Linked DNA regions of Homo sapiens: region 2 is linked to region 1. Evidence: chromatin contacts called from ENCODE Hi-C data. All regions are on one chromosome and are shown on one strand. The core of a region is the stretch at or near the end of the contact, and the rest is flanking DNA. Distances in the headings are between cores, read along the strand shown. Region 1 holds the start of MID1IP1-AS1 (MID1IP1 antisense RNA 1). Region 2 holds the start of CASK (calcium/calmodulin dependent serine protein kinase).

Region 1 (6,428 bases), core at 552-3,051:
CACACTTTTAAGGTTTCTGACTCTTCACATAAACACCTCTCACTATGATGAGGTCCTGTATCAAGTACAATTAATCTTTGTACTTTACAATTTACATAGTGATTTTTATTTACATTATCATATTTAAACTTAATCAAAGTCCTTGGCACGGCCCATGGAACAAGCTCCATTTTTTTGATAAAGAAACTGAGGCTAGAAAAGTTTCTATGTGTGCAGAGAAGGAAGGTGAAATTATTTTAATGCTTCAAAGTTATATAATGCTTCCTGCCTCCCTGTATTTTTCTTTCCATTGATCTTCCTTCAAAACCCTGATAGGTCTATCCCAGTTTTGCAAGTAAGAAAACATGGGCTGTGATGTAGAGCTAATACGTTTTGGGGTAGTGGGTCCTCAGACTTAGGTCTGTCTCCAAGGGTCACTGACTTTGTTTTGTTTTGTTTGTTTTTTGTCAACAGATTAGTCCTTGTGGCACCAAGTCAGAATTTCATTCAAAAGACAATTAGGAAGATGGTTTTCTATGGAAAATATTTAAGTGTAGGTCTTAATGTGAAAGAAAGAGGGAGAGAAAGAAACCCCTTTATTATGTTCTCCCTTCCTTAGGCATTTTTTGTCCCGTGGGAAAAAACTGTACTAGGGACAGAGACCTCTGTTAAGTTTTAGAGAAAAGGGATCTTTTTTTTTTTTATTTGAGACAGAGTCTTGCTCTGTCGCCCAGGCTGGAGTGCAGTGGCACGATCTCGGCTCACTGCAACTCCGCCTCCTGGGTTCAAGCAATTCTCCTGCTTCATCCTCCCGAGTAGCTGGGATTACAGGCGCTGGCCACCACGCCCGGCTAATTTTTGTATTTTTAGTAGAGACCGGGTTTCACCATGTTGGCCAGGCTAGTCTGGAACCCCTGACTTTGTGATCCGCCCGCCTCGGCCTCCCAAAGTGCTGGGATTACAGGCGTGAGCCACCGTTTCAGGCCGAGAAAAGGGATTTAAAATGAGAAGCTTGAATCTTATTGAACATAATTGTAGGACTGCCAGAGAGGACTGGTGGATGAGGAATATGGCAAGGGACATGAGATGGGAAAAATTAAATAGGCTGTGGTTTGGAAGTCTCAAAGTGAAATTCAAGGTGCAAGGCTCTTAAAAGTTAAATCCAGCGATTCGGTACATAGCTTAGGCCCTATTAAATGACCCAGTGCTTTAAGAACTATCTTTTGAAAGGAACACTTCACACAAGCACCCTCAAAAATAATTAGACACCTCCCCATTTCTCTGTTAAATGGTGAAAGACACCCAAGACTAGACCTAACTACTGTCACCCTCTCCTGGCCTCTTGGCAGCCAAAAGGCCACATGGCCCAGGCTCTCCAGCATCACTGTGTAGCCGACTTGGACAAAAATGGACTTCTCCCCATTGCCACTTGCAGATCTCTTCAAAGAATCAGCAGATCTGATAGTGTGCCCCTCTTCATCCCCGGCAACCACTGTTAAAGGAAAGATTGGGAAAGATCCCACCCCGCCAGGAGGGAGGCAAAAGCCTCTGACGCTCCCCTCCCCCCATAGCTGACCAAGGCCAGGGCCACTGCGGGAGCACCGCGCGTCCACGTGCACCCAGCATGCCCGGTCACCCTTTATTACGTAAGAGTCCCAGGATGGAGTTGTACCTGCTGCCGGCCCCTCTTCCCCGACGGCTAATAATAAACCCGGGTTCCTGTTTCCCGGCCGCGGCCACTCCAGATTCGGGGCTGAGGGGCTCACTCTGCAACCAAGGCACGTGCATTCTGGTCATCCCACGCGGGGAGCGCGCGCAAGGCCCGCCCAGCCCCCACATGCCAGCCCCACCCTCCAGTCGGTCCGGACGCCGACGCCTTTTTGACCCTCGCTGTGCCCGGCCCTCCTCATCTGGCCTGCCCAGGGCTTGGTGCTGGCGGGGTCCAGCTGCTCCAATCCCTCCTCCTCTGCTCTGCCCTGCCCTGCCCTGGCCTGCCCCGGCGCCCTCCCTCAGCCCGGGTATCAGGCGAGAGGCGGAGCTGGCCCGGCGCGCCCCGCCCCCGCTGTAGAAAGGGCCGGGCGAGTGTTACTCGCGGTCATCCCGGCCTGGGCCTTTTATCTCGGTGCTGCCGGGGGAGGCGGGAGGAGGAGACACCAGGGGTGGCCCTGAGCGCCGGCGACACCTTTCCTGGACTATAAATTGAGCACCTGGGATGGGTAGGGGGCCAACGCAGTCACCGCCGTCCGCAGTCACAGTCCAGCCACTGACCGCAGCAGCGCCCTTGCGTAGCAGCCGCTTGCAGCGAGAACACTGAATTGCCAACGAGCAGGAGAGTCTCAAGGCGCAAGAGGAGGTGGGTGCCCACGCCCCATCGCTGCCCCGGCCAGCTTGGTTGCTTGAGCTCAGGCTTTTCGGAGGGAGAAGTTGTGGTGGTGGGGGGACACCCTTCTCCCCGCGGCCGTAGGTGGGCGAGGAGGTGGGACTGCCCAGCCGCGGGGAGCCACCCAGGCGCCGTCCCGGACGAGCTGTAGCCAGAGAAGGGGGTGCGCGCGGGCAAGGGCGCCAGGCCCCCTAGCAGGGTGAATAATCTAATCTGTTCTTTCGTCTCCGTGTATCAAACAGGCCAGGGCTCGACCCACAGAGCACCCTCAGCCATCGCGAGTTTCCGGGCGCCAAAGCCAGGAGAAGCCGCCCATCCCGCAGGGCCGGTCTGCCAGCGAGACGAGAGTTGGCGAGGGCGGAGGAGTGCCGGGAATCCCGCCACACCGGCTATAGCCAGGCCCCCAGCGCGGGCCTTGGAGAGCGCGTGAAGGCGGGCATCCCCTTGACCCGGCCGACCATCCCCGTGCCCCTGCGTCCCTGCGCTCCAACGTCCGCGCGGCCACCATGATGCAAATCTGCGACACCTACAACCAGAAGCACTCGCTCTTTAACGCCATGAATCGCTTCATTGGCGCCGTGAACAACATGGACCAGACGGTGATGGTGCCCAGCTTGCTGCGCGACGTGCCCCTGGCTGACCCCGGGTTAGACAACGATGTTGGCGTGGAGGTAGGCGGCAGTGGCGGCTGCCTGGAGGAGCGCACGCCCCCAGTCCCCGACTCGGGAAGCGCCAATGGCAGCTTTTTCGCGCCCTCTCGGGACATGTACAGCCACTACGTGCTTCTCAAGTCCATCCGCAACGACATCGAGTGGGGGGTCCTGCACCAGCCGCCTCCACCGGCTGGGAGCGAGGAGGGCAGTGCCTGGAAGTCCAAGGACATCCTGGTGGACCTGGGCCACTTGGAGGGTGCGGACGCCGGCGAAGAAGACCTGGAACAGCAGTTCCACTACCACCTGCGCGGGCTGCACACTGTGCTCTCGAAACTCACGCGCAAAGCCAACATCCTCACTAACAGATACAAGCAGGAGATCGGCTTCGGCAATTGGGGCCACTGAGGCGTGGCGCCCGTGGCTGCCCAGCACCTTCTTCGACCCATCTCACCCTCTCTCATTCCTCAAAGCTTTTTTTTTTTTTCCTGGCTGGGGGGCGGGAAGGGCAGACTGCAAACTGGGGGGCTGCGTACGTGCAGGAGGCGCGGTGGGGCTGCGTGGAGGAGGGGGCCACGTGTGAGAGAGAAGAAAATGGTGGCCGGAGATGGGAGGGCCCAAGGAACCTCCTGGGAGGGGGCCTGCATTCTATGTTGGTGGGAATGGGACTGGGCTGACGCCCTGCATTCAGCCTGTGCCTTTCCTGGGGTTTCTTTTCTGTTCTTTTCGGAGGAGAGGGCCCGAGAAGGGGCCATACCAGGGCGCGGCGCTGGGTTGCCACACTTGGGAAAGCAGCCCGGAGCTGGGTGCTGGGGAAGGCGGGGCGCGTAGCCTCCCGCCGCCCTGCGGTTGGGCCGGTGGAGGCCCAGGCGTTGCTAGGATTGCATCAGTTTTCCTGTTTGCACTATTTCTTTTTGTAACATTGGCCCTGTGTGAAGTATTTCGAATCTCCTCCTTGCTCTGAAACTTCAGCGATTCCATTGTGATAAGCGCACAAACAGCACTGTCTGTCGGTAATCGGTACTACTTTATTAATGATTTTCTGTTACACTGTATAGTAGTCCTATGGCACCCCCACCCCATCCCTTTCGTGCCACTCCCGTCCCCACCCCCACCCCAGTGTGTATAAGCTGGCATTTCGCCAGCTTGTACGTAGCTTGCCACTCAGTGAAAATAATAACATTATTATGAGAAAGTGGACTTAACCGAAATGGAACCAACTGACATTCTATCGTGTTGTACATAGAATGATGAAGGGTTCCACTGTTGTTGTATGTCTTAAATTTATTTAAAACTTTTTTTAATCCAGATGTAGACTATATTCTAAAAAATAAAAAAGCAAATGTGTCAACTAAATTGGACAAGCGTCTGGTCCTCATTAATCTGCCAATGAATGGTTTCGTCATTAAATAAAAATCAATTTAATTGATTTACTAGCAAAAGTAAATTTTGTGTTCTCTCTGGTATTTCATGGTGGTGGATATTCATCTGTGCAAGTATTTAGCTTTGTTTGGGAACTAGGTACTGACAAAATTTACTTCCAAACTTTATTTCTAATTCAGTACCAAGATAAGACCATACATCTCAACAAAAAGTTCAGAAATATTTAAAATATTTGGGAAGGTACATATATTGTATCTTTCAACCAATTTGGCTAACTTATTGGAGTGCGTAATTAACATTTTGAATTTTTTAAGAAGCTCAAGCACAAGCTAAAGTGTTTTGAGGCATAAAAACAAGGCTGAAATTTCACTTGGTTACTGAGAAGTGAAAATTAGAAGGGAAGACCAGCTAATCCTAGTGCACACACCTTACAGGTTTTTATGTTTATCTGAGTAGACATTTAAATGCATTACAACATGATCGATGACTTCTTTCACTAGTTCCAAAAAGGGCTAAGCTTTGTTGAGCGGCGTCCAGTAATGCTTCCAGTTTTTCAGTGAGCCAGTCTGCAATTGTGGACAGCAGTTCTGATCAAGGCTGCTGTGGAGCCCTTGGGAATGCTTAGGTGCCATTATGATGCTCTGCTGGGATGGTGGGAAAGGTAAAAGAATGTGCTCTGCATATTCTTTATTTCATTATTTGTTTTGGGGTATAAATGTCAGATCAACTTGTTGAAGTCATGAGGCATTCTCTAAGCTCGTAGGGCTTGAATTTAAAATACATATAAGTTAGCGGTCTTAAAAAACAAGCAAAATGTTTTGTGGTGCTGGCGGGCAGGGGCAGTTCAAGTCTATCAGCTTTTAGCAGCAGTGAAAAAAAATGTGGAAGTGTCAAGATGGGTGCTTGCCAGTTGCCAGAGAAAGTTAATCTTTAATTTGTATAAAGATAAGCTAGGCAGCACCAAAAGTAAGGCATACAGCCTCTTGTCTCGTGTCCCCTTTAAAATATCAAAGTGCAAGCAAAAAATAAAGGAAACTGAAAAAAAGAAAAAAGCTGCATGGTAGAAACACAAAGACTTTCAAAGACTTTGGAGCCAGAAACTGTGCAAATCCTCTTGCTACTAATTGTGTGCATTTAACTTCATGCCTGTTGCCACATTAGTAATCAGGCATAAAAATAACTACACTGCTTCATGGAGTTGCAGTGAGAATTAAATGAGATTATATATAAAGTGTTTGAGGCTTAAAATTTTCTTTAGGCACTGCTGAAATGCTTTACAAGTTTCTCTCTTTTTTGATGTTTACAGTGATTACATTTATCTAAGCAACTTTCATACATGTTCAGTTTTAACATATTGACTACTCTGACAAATATGCTTAAAAAAAGCAATAACATTATAGAGTTAATGCAGAGTCCTAAGGATAGTCTAGTAGCCACTAAGTTTTTTCTTAAGTCTTCACTTTAGATGCTGTTATTTCTAGCACAAGCAAGCAGAGTCTTTCATATGCTTACACCCTGGAGTCTTTGGTTGCTACCATTATCAGCTGGCTTGCAAACCAGAAGCCAACCATTTTAGGAATGCTTTAAGTGAACAACATGCAAACCCCAGGGATGGAAAAAACCCTAAGAATGCCCAATTATGAGCATTTACAACCATCACAACTGTGGCTGAAGACTATGCCCTTCTGAAATGAGATCTTAAAGCAGTATAGTTTGAAACAAAAGGTTTTAGCAAAAAAATGACATATGCACAATTTCTCCACCACTTTGTGTGAGTCAACCATTTAGTTAACTTTTCCACTTGAAAAAATGCAATAGAAAACCGGACACCATGTTTCACTATCTCAGTTAATATTCACAATTACAGTGGCTACAACTCGGAAACGGCATCACCAATGCTGCCCAGAGTCACTTTATATTGAAATTAAGTTCTTTACACCAATTAAATGGTTGTTTACAACCACTGGCTAGTGTACACAGGAAATAAAATTTCTAGATTGGGGGGGGAAACAAATGCTGCTCCAATCATCTCCTCT
Region 2 (6,400 bases), core at 3,413-5,912, 3.1 Mb after region 1:
GTCCCAGAAACTCGGACTTCACTGCTTTGACACAGGGCTCTGGCGTTGATCTTTTTTAAAAGCTCCCCGGATGATTCTAATATGCAGCCAGGTGGAGAACCACTACTTTAAACTAATGCAGGCTCTTCGGACAATAATTGCTCTGAGGTTGACAAACATGCTTTTTTGCCTTTTAATGAGATTTTATTAAAACTACTCAATTCATTCCACAGCTAATGAAAGGCAGTTACATTGCACGCACTGTGTTAATGGAGAAAGATGTGTAAGAAACATTCCCTGCCCTCAGGAAGCTCCTTATTAGTGAACTAGAGAGATCCATAAATAAGTAACTGTAATTAAATAAAAGTGCTCTCGAGGAGTAAGCAAATACAGCATGCCTCACAAAGTTGCACGTCATCCTTAAGCAAGGGTCATGCTGCATCATTCCAATTTTAGTGTATGTCCTACCAGAGCAGGAAAGTCTGAAGCTACAGGCTACTAAACAGGGCAAGTATTCACCTAACACAAGGTAAAAATGGTATGTATTTTGTTATTCCCTTTCATACACACTGCTGTACCAAGAAAGTAGGCATTTTTCTATGTTTTAATTTCGATGAATTGTCTTAAATTTCCTTCATGTAGTATTACCGGTTGTACACTTACTTATAATTGTAAAAGATACAGTAAATGATCATGACATAAAAATTAGTCATTAACCTCATTTGCATAACGCCCTTCCTTTCCAGTAATCGCTACATTTGCTAAGACAAGAAGTTTTGGGACTATGATAAGGTCTTATTATTGGAGATTTGTTTCAGTCATTTAAAAGATAGTTACATAGAAAATGTTATAGAACCAACAGTCACTCAAAGGAGTTTCTGCAAGATTTTCAAAAATGAGAAACACAGGGAAAAGAGTTTTAATTTTTAAAAAGGGAAACGGCATCCTTCCAATATTTGTAACAAATTGGGCACATGTTCCCTCAAAGACAGCTTTAACAAGGGTAAAGGCTGCAACCACTGGAAAGAAAACATATTCCAAATAATGATCTTATATTTCAAAACCTCATTAACTCTGTAAGTTATCTTTCTCAACCAAGGGGGAAAAAAACACACTGAAGGGTCTAAATTAAACGAGAACTTTCATTTATGCCATCAAGTAAGGCCAAGTACACAGTGGGTGAGTGAGTAGGTGGTTGCGTAGGTAGAGGAGTGAGTGGGTAGTCAATTAGTCTTGAAAAGTGAAATCTATTTTAAAGTACCTTAGTAAAAATTAAAACCTATTAAGATCTAGTGGTGAAAAACAACTTGTGATACTAATTTGGTAAAAAAGAAAATCAAAATTCCATAGAACTTGGATAGAAATCAATAAAAAGGTTTTCAGTACATGTGAATATCTTCAAGGGCTTTCTGTTCAAATTCAGAGGTGAACAAATTATAAGTTAAAAATGTATGCTGTCAAGGTCCCTGCAAGAAAATCTCAAGCTAATTTCAATTTCCAGATCAATATATACTAAGACAATTTACTAGAGAAACCTTCAACCTTTACTCAGATTGAGGAACACTATTATTACATTCTTTAACAATAAGGCTAGCTTGAATTCATTATTTCACATAATGGCATTTTATAATTGGCACTGACCAAGTCAGATTTTGTAGGATATGAATGAGATTTCACAGTTCATAGTAGTTAAGGTAGCCATAGAGTACCTATCACCTCAAAATTAGCTTGCTGCCCCTCTTTATGCAGCTCTGAAACAGTCAGAAAAGATGAATTTTTTTCTCCCAGGGGTGTTTCCTGAAAAATATTCTATCAATTACAAATCAGCAGAATATGGACTGTGTTAATGTGATTCTGACCATTTCTTTTTGATATCCAAAGAGATCACATCATCACCCTTCCAGACTTTAAGGAATCAGAACTAGTTACCAAAACTGATTCAGAGATGGCTATTTTACATCTTCACAATATAATTAACATTTTAATCTCACATTTTCCAATTATGACTTTGTTAGTTCATTTACATCAGCTATAACTAAGATGCAACAAACATCATTCACCCACACATACAGTCATTTGGAGGCTTTTGGGAAACACCTAATTTATCTTCACTGGGTGCTCCTAAGAATGAGGAAACCAAGGAGATTTTTGATGCATTTTTCTCTCTAGAACTGTGCTATTCACATGTGGCTACTGGGCACCTGAAACGTGGCTGGTCCGACTGGGAAACTGAATTTTGAATTGTATTTAATTTTAATTAATTAAAATTTAAATTTAGAAAAAGGTACTTGATTCGGTTATTGGAAAACTTTTATGTATATTGGGAACAACTTGGGTATGTGAATATACTTTTGCAAACGCAAATTTTATGAAACCTAAATACAGATTAAGTATTTCTGATTTTCATCAGAAATGTAGCTTAGTGTCAGAATTGAGATGTGCTATTAGTGTAAAATACACATTGGGATTTCAAAGACTTAGCATAAAAGATGTAAAATATTTCATTAATATTTTTTCATATTGATTACATGTTGAAATGTTAAGTTTGGATCTACAGGGTTAAATAAAATATTTTATTAAAATTAATTGCACCTGTATGTTTTTATTAAATGTGGCTACTAGAAAATTTTAAATTACAAATGTGGCTCATAATATATCTTTTGGACAGTGCTGTTCTAGAACACTTCCACAAGCACTTTAACAGGACACATTTGGATACTTTCCTTTTAAGTCTGGCTGGTCATGTAACAATAGGGCAAGGAGTAACATGTCCTCACATCAATTGGGTCTGAGTAAAGTGTGTAGCAAGCTCTACCCACAATTTCACCATGTGAGGCAACACTGTAATACCTCAATATGGAAAGAAAAGGAAACAAATTAGCACTCAAATTGAAATTGAGTACTGCAGACAACTTAAAAGAGATAGGGCCAACTGCTTTAAGGTCTTGGTTTCATTTCCCAACTGTGGACCTTAAAATAGACAATAAAGCACCGCTTCCAAAAAAAAAAAAAAAAAAAAAAAGAGGTAAGATATTTCAATGTTAGCTCTAGCGATCCTTATTAAGCAAAAATTTGCTCTTAAATCTTATCTCCTCAACTTCTAAAGCCGCAGAATACACGCTGTGTTAGGAAATCAACTTCAGATTGCCAGCATTTCCTTCACAAGCAAATTAGCAGGATTGTGCACTTGGAGTACTGTTTGACAAGAATGAAAAGGAAACTATTCAAAATAGATTTAAGGAATGGACAATTAGATGAGGAACTGCAGATTTAATTCTCAATCAGCACTGTGATTAATCTGATTCCCTGCTTTTCCCCAGCGTAATTATACAACACAGATGAAAGGATGAGCATTTGGACTGTCAGTTCTATATTCTAGACCAGCCCGGTGACTCAAAGCAGACGGCTCTACCACGCTAACCACCATCCCAACAACAGTCGAGGGGAGTCTCGAGCACTGATTGAACAGTCATTGCATAACAAGGCATTAAAAATTCGAATGCCCCCAACTCTTTCCACGTTCGTGTACACCAGGAGGGAATTTGCTGAAACTGAAAGCACCCCGTCTTAAATGACCCCCTCCAATCCGAGCATGGGGTGTACACAAAGGCATCTGTCTAATATCCCGCACAATAGACACACACCCCACAATTAAAACCCTGGACTCTCTCACCACACAAGCAAAGGAAATGCAAGCTGCTCTGTTTCAAAAATGGTCTATGGTACATGCAAGGTAACAATAACCCCAACTGAAGCAACTATAAAATCGGCTGTGCCACGTCCCTGTGCAACCGTCAGATAAAATGCAGGCAGCCGGCCCCACGCCTTACGGGGTGGCCAACCTCGGCTCGGTGGCCTCAATGGACCGCTGAGAACCCCCAGGCCCCCGCCTGGCAGGAGCTCCAGGTACACGTCTATAAATACTCCAGGATGAGAAGGACGAGAGGGGAAGAGGGGAAGGAGGGAGGGCAGGGGGCAGGCCCCGAGCGGGTGCGGGAAGACCGGGGCATCACTGAAATGCATTTTTCCACACTCCCGCTCCCTCGCGTGGAGACTCACTTTCCGATCACCTCGCACAGCTCGTACACATCCTCGAACAGCACGTCGTCGTCGGCCATGGTCCGGAGGGGATAGCGGCCGCAGCGTGGAGGGCTTCGAAAACGGGGGTGGGGGCGCCCAAGAGCTCAGTGCCCAGCCCCGGGATCGCCTCCTCCCCTCAGGACCCGCGAGCCCTCGGTGCCGAGGACGCTCGAGTGGGGCCGCGAGGCCCAGAGACTGCGGCGCCTTCCTCTGCAGGCGACCGCCCCGGCGCGGGCGGCGGGGCCGGGGCGCGGGAGCGAGGGCGGCCCGGGCCCGGCGCCGCCCGCCCGCCCGCTGCTTCTCGCGCTGCTCGGGCCGCGCTGCCCGGCGTGCGGATCCTCGGGGACCGCGCGGCGTCGCGCTCTCCGCTCGTCAGCCCGCGCGGGCCGCGAGGCCGCGACCGCTCCCTCTGTCCGAGGCCGGCTCCGTCGCGTCGCGGAGCAGCTCGGGCTACAGAGGGGGCCGCGGCAGGACCATGGAGCGAGGATCGCCGCGGAGGGAGGTGGCGGCGGCGGCGGATCGGCGCTGGGGACCAGGAGGCGGCGGCAGAGACGCTCCCTCCTCTTTCTCCTCCTCCCGCAGCCGCCACCGCCCGCCCGGGAGTGGGAGGGGGCTTCGCGGGACCGGCGCTCTGTGCGGGCGGGAGCCGCGGCCGCCGCCTTCTGCTCCGCCCCTACGCCTCAGCAGCCGACCGGCTCGCCAGCCCCGCTCACCCGCCTCGCGCAGACACGCCCTCCTCCCCCGTCGGCGGCGCGGCTTCCAGAACCACAGGCTCCGCCCACTCCAACCGGTCGGGAGGCGGTGGCCCAGGGAAAGGGGAGCGGGCCGAGCGGCGCATGCGCGGGGCGCCGGCCGCGTCACGGCGAACGGGCGGGCACCGGGATTCTAGAGGGCGCGGGGGGTTGAGTGGGGCGCGCCGGCTGCAGCTGCCGAGGCGGGGCTGGTTGGGGTCGTCGCCTCCGCGCCTAGCCGCGACCAAGCCGCGAAAGGGGCTGGAGACAAAAGGTCCACGGCTGCACGCTCGTTGTCCGGCAAGAGGCACGAAACTCTGGCCGCTCCCCTTTCCTTCTTTTGTAATCGCAGGGAGCCTTTCCCAGTTTTTTGCTGGGAAAAGAGGCAGGGAAAGGGTGCTAATGAATGAGAAAGCTAAAAGAGAGGTGGAGAGAGGTTGTCACTGAATCCGTGCTTGGCAGCGGATGCTTTTAGTGCTACCCTGTCATTCCTTAATGAAGATGAGGGCTGGGGGTAAGGGGAGGTCGTCCAAGAAAAGGACTAAACAAAAACTGCCTAGGAAGGTGTGCGACAGCAAACGGTCATCTATAGAGACAGCTTCTCCCACGTTCTGCCCCAAACTCAACAAATATCTATCCAGCGCCTACCCTCACTAGAGACCAACCTAGAGAGAAGCTAGGAAGGCAGGGACAAACCGTGACTTTAAGCTCATTTGTATATTGTCCTCAAACTCCCAGGACCTACTCTGCTCTCTATACTCCCTATAAATGTTAGACTTGTCAGGAACAGAATGCAACTAGAGGGAGTGCAGGCACAGGAGCAGCCAGGGAGTGAGGTTCTGGGTGTTGCCGCTGTGCTAGGTTGCATTCAATATGAAGATTTCTGTTCAACTGAGCATGTGCGGAATGAGCCAGCGCCATCAGACAGGTATATGCCTCAGTTGAAGACCAATAGTGTCTTTGTTCCTCCGCACAGCAAAAGTGCCCAATTAGTTCATAAGTCAGTTTCCAGAAATCGTCTGGTAAATTTCTCAGTGCAGTATTTTTTTTAAAAAAAGTATTTATTAATACCAAAGTGGAGGGGGTGATGTGGAGACTCACAGCCTATTTTCTCTTCAGAAACGTTTCGTGCAAACCCTTGACCACTCCCTCAAAAGGCTGAGAGATTTGCCTGCTAAGGATTTGGGTACTAAACCTTTTTTTTTTTTTTAAATGCAGATCAGAGGACAAGTGTAATTGCACACGGTTTTCCTCCTTTCTCAAAGAGCTTGTGCATTCTCTAGAGACGGGGGCTTCAGAACTTGAGAAACATTGCCTCCTTTAAGGGTCCAAGAGTTACTCACCACAAGTTGGCATGTCCAGCTCATGTCTAATGAATAAGGCGTCACTCCATTCTGCCCTGAAGTGCACAGGGACCCTCTCAAGTCACCTTGTCAGCTTCACTTCTTTTCCCCAGCCCAAGACTGAGCTATACCAAGCCTTGTCGACTTCATTTTGGGGTTTGTTGTCTTCTACAGGGACCTATGCTCAGAGGTAGAAAAGGACAATCATAAAGTAAAACAGAAAAGAAAGTGCAGGTGAAAAAAAGAGAGACAGACGATTGCAAAAAT

Evidence for each region. Hi-C counts contacts between places; a loop is a spot of excess contacts on that map. Pooled maps may share reads with other maps.
Region 2: a loop to region 1 is called in a map of naive thymus-derived CD4-positive, alpha-beta T cell, with 8 times the contacts of the local background. The contact joins the promoter of CASK here to the promoter of MID1IP1-AS1 in region 1. A Hi-C loop is called at or near these places in 2 of 168 maps with a recorded cell type or tissue (CD8-positive, alpha-beta T cell and naive thymus-derived CD4-positive, alpha-beta T cell) and 8 of 50 pooled maps.

What each region holds. Positions count from the first base shown.
Region 1 is chrX:38,802,082-38,808,509 of GRCh38, forward strand. It overlaps MID1IP1-AS1 (MID1IP1 antisense RNA 1), which reads right to left and starts at 1,802. Exons shown (of 2, transcript NR_046706.1): 1 at 1,652-1,802. MID1IP1 (MID1 interacting protein 1) reads left to right here. Exons shown (of 3, transcript NM_021242.6): 2 at 454-2,332; 3 at 2,602-4,451. The coding sequence starts at 2,866. The coding sequence ends at 3,417. RefSeq lists enhancers at 1-95, 429-1,270, 1,271-2,112 and a silencer at 1,915-2,134.
Region 2 is chrX:41,918,892-41,925,291 of GRCh38, forward strand. CASK (calcium/calmodulin dependent serine protein kinase) reads right to left here and starts at 4,663. Exons shown (of 27, transcript NM_001367721.1): 1 at 4,039-4,663. The coding sequence starts at 4,097. It also overlaps the pseudogene RNU6-202P. RefSeq lists silencers at 4,118-4,167, 4,438-5,017.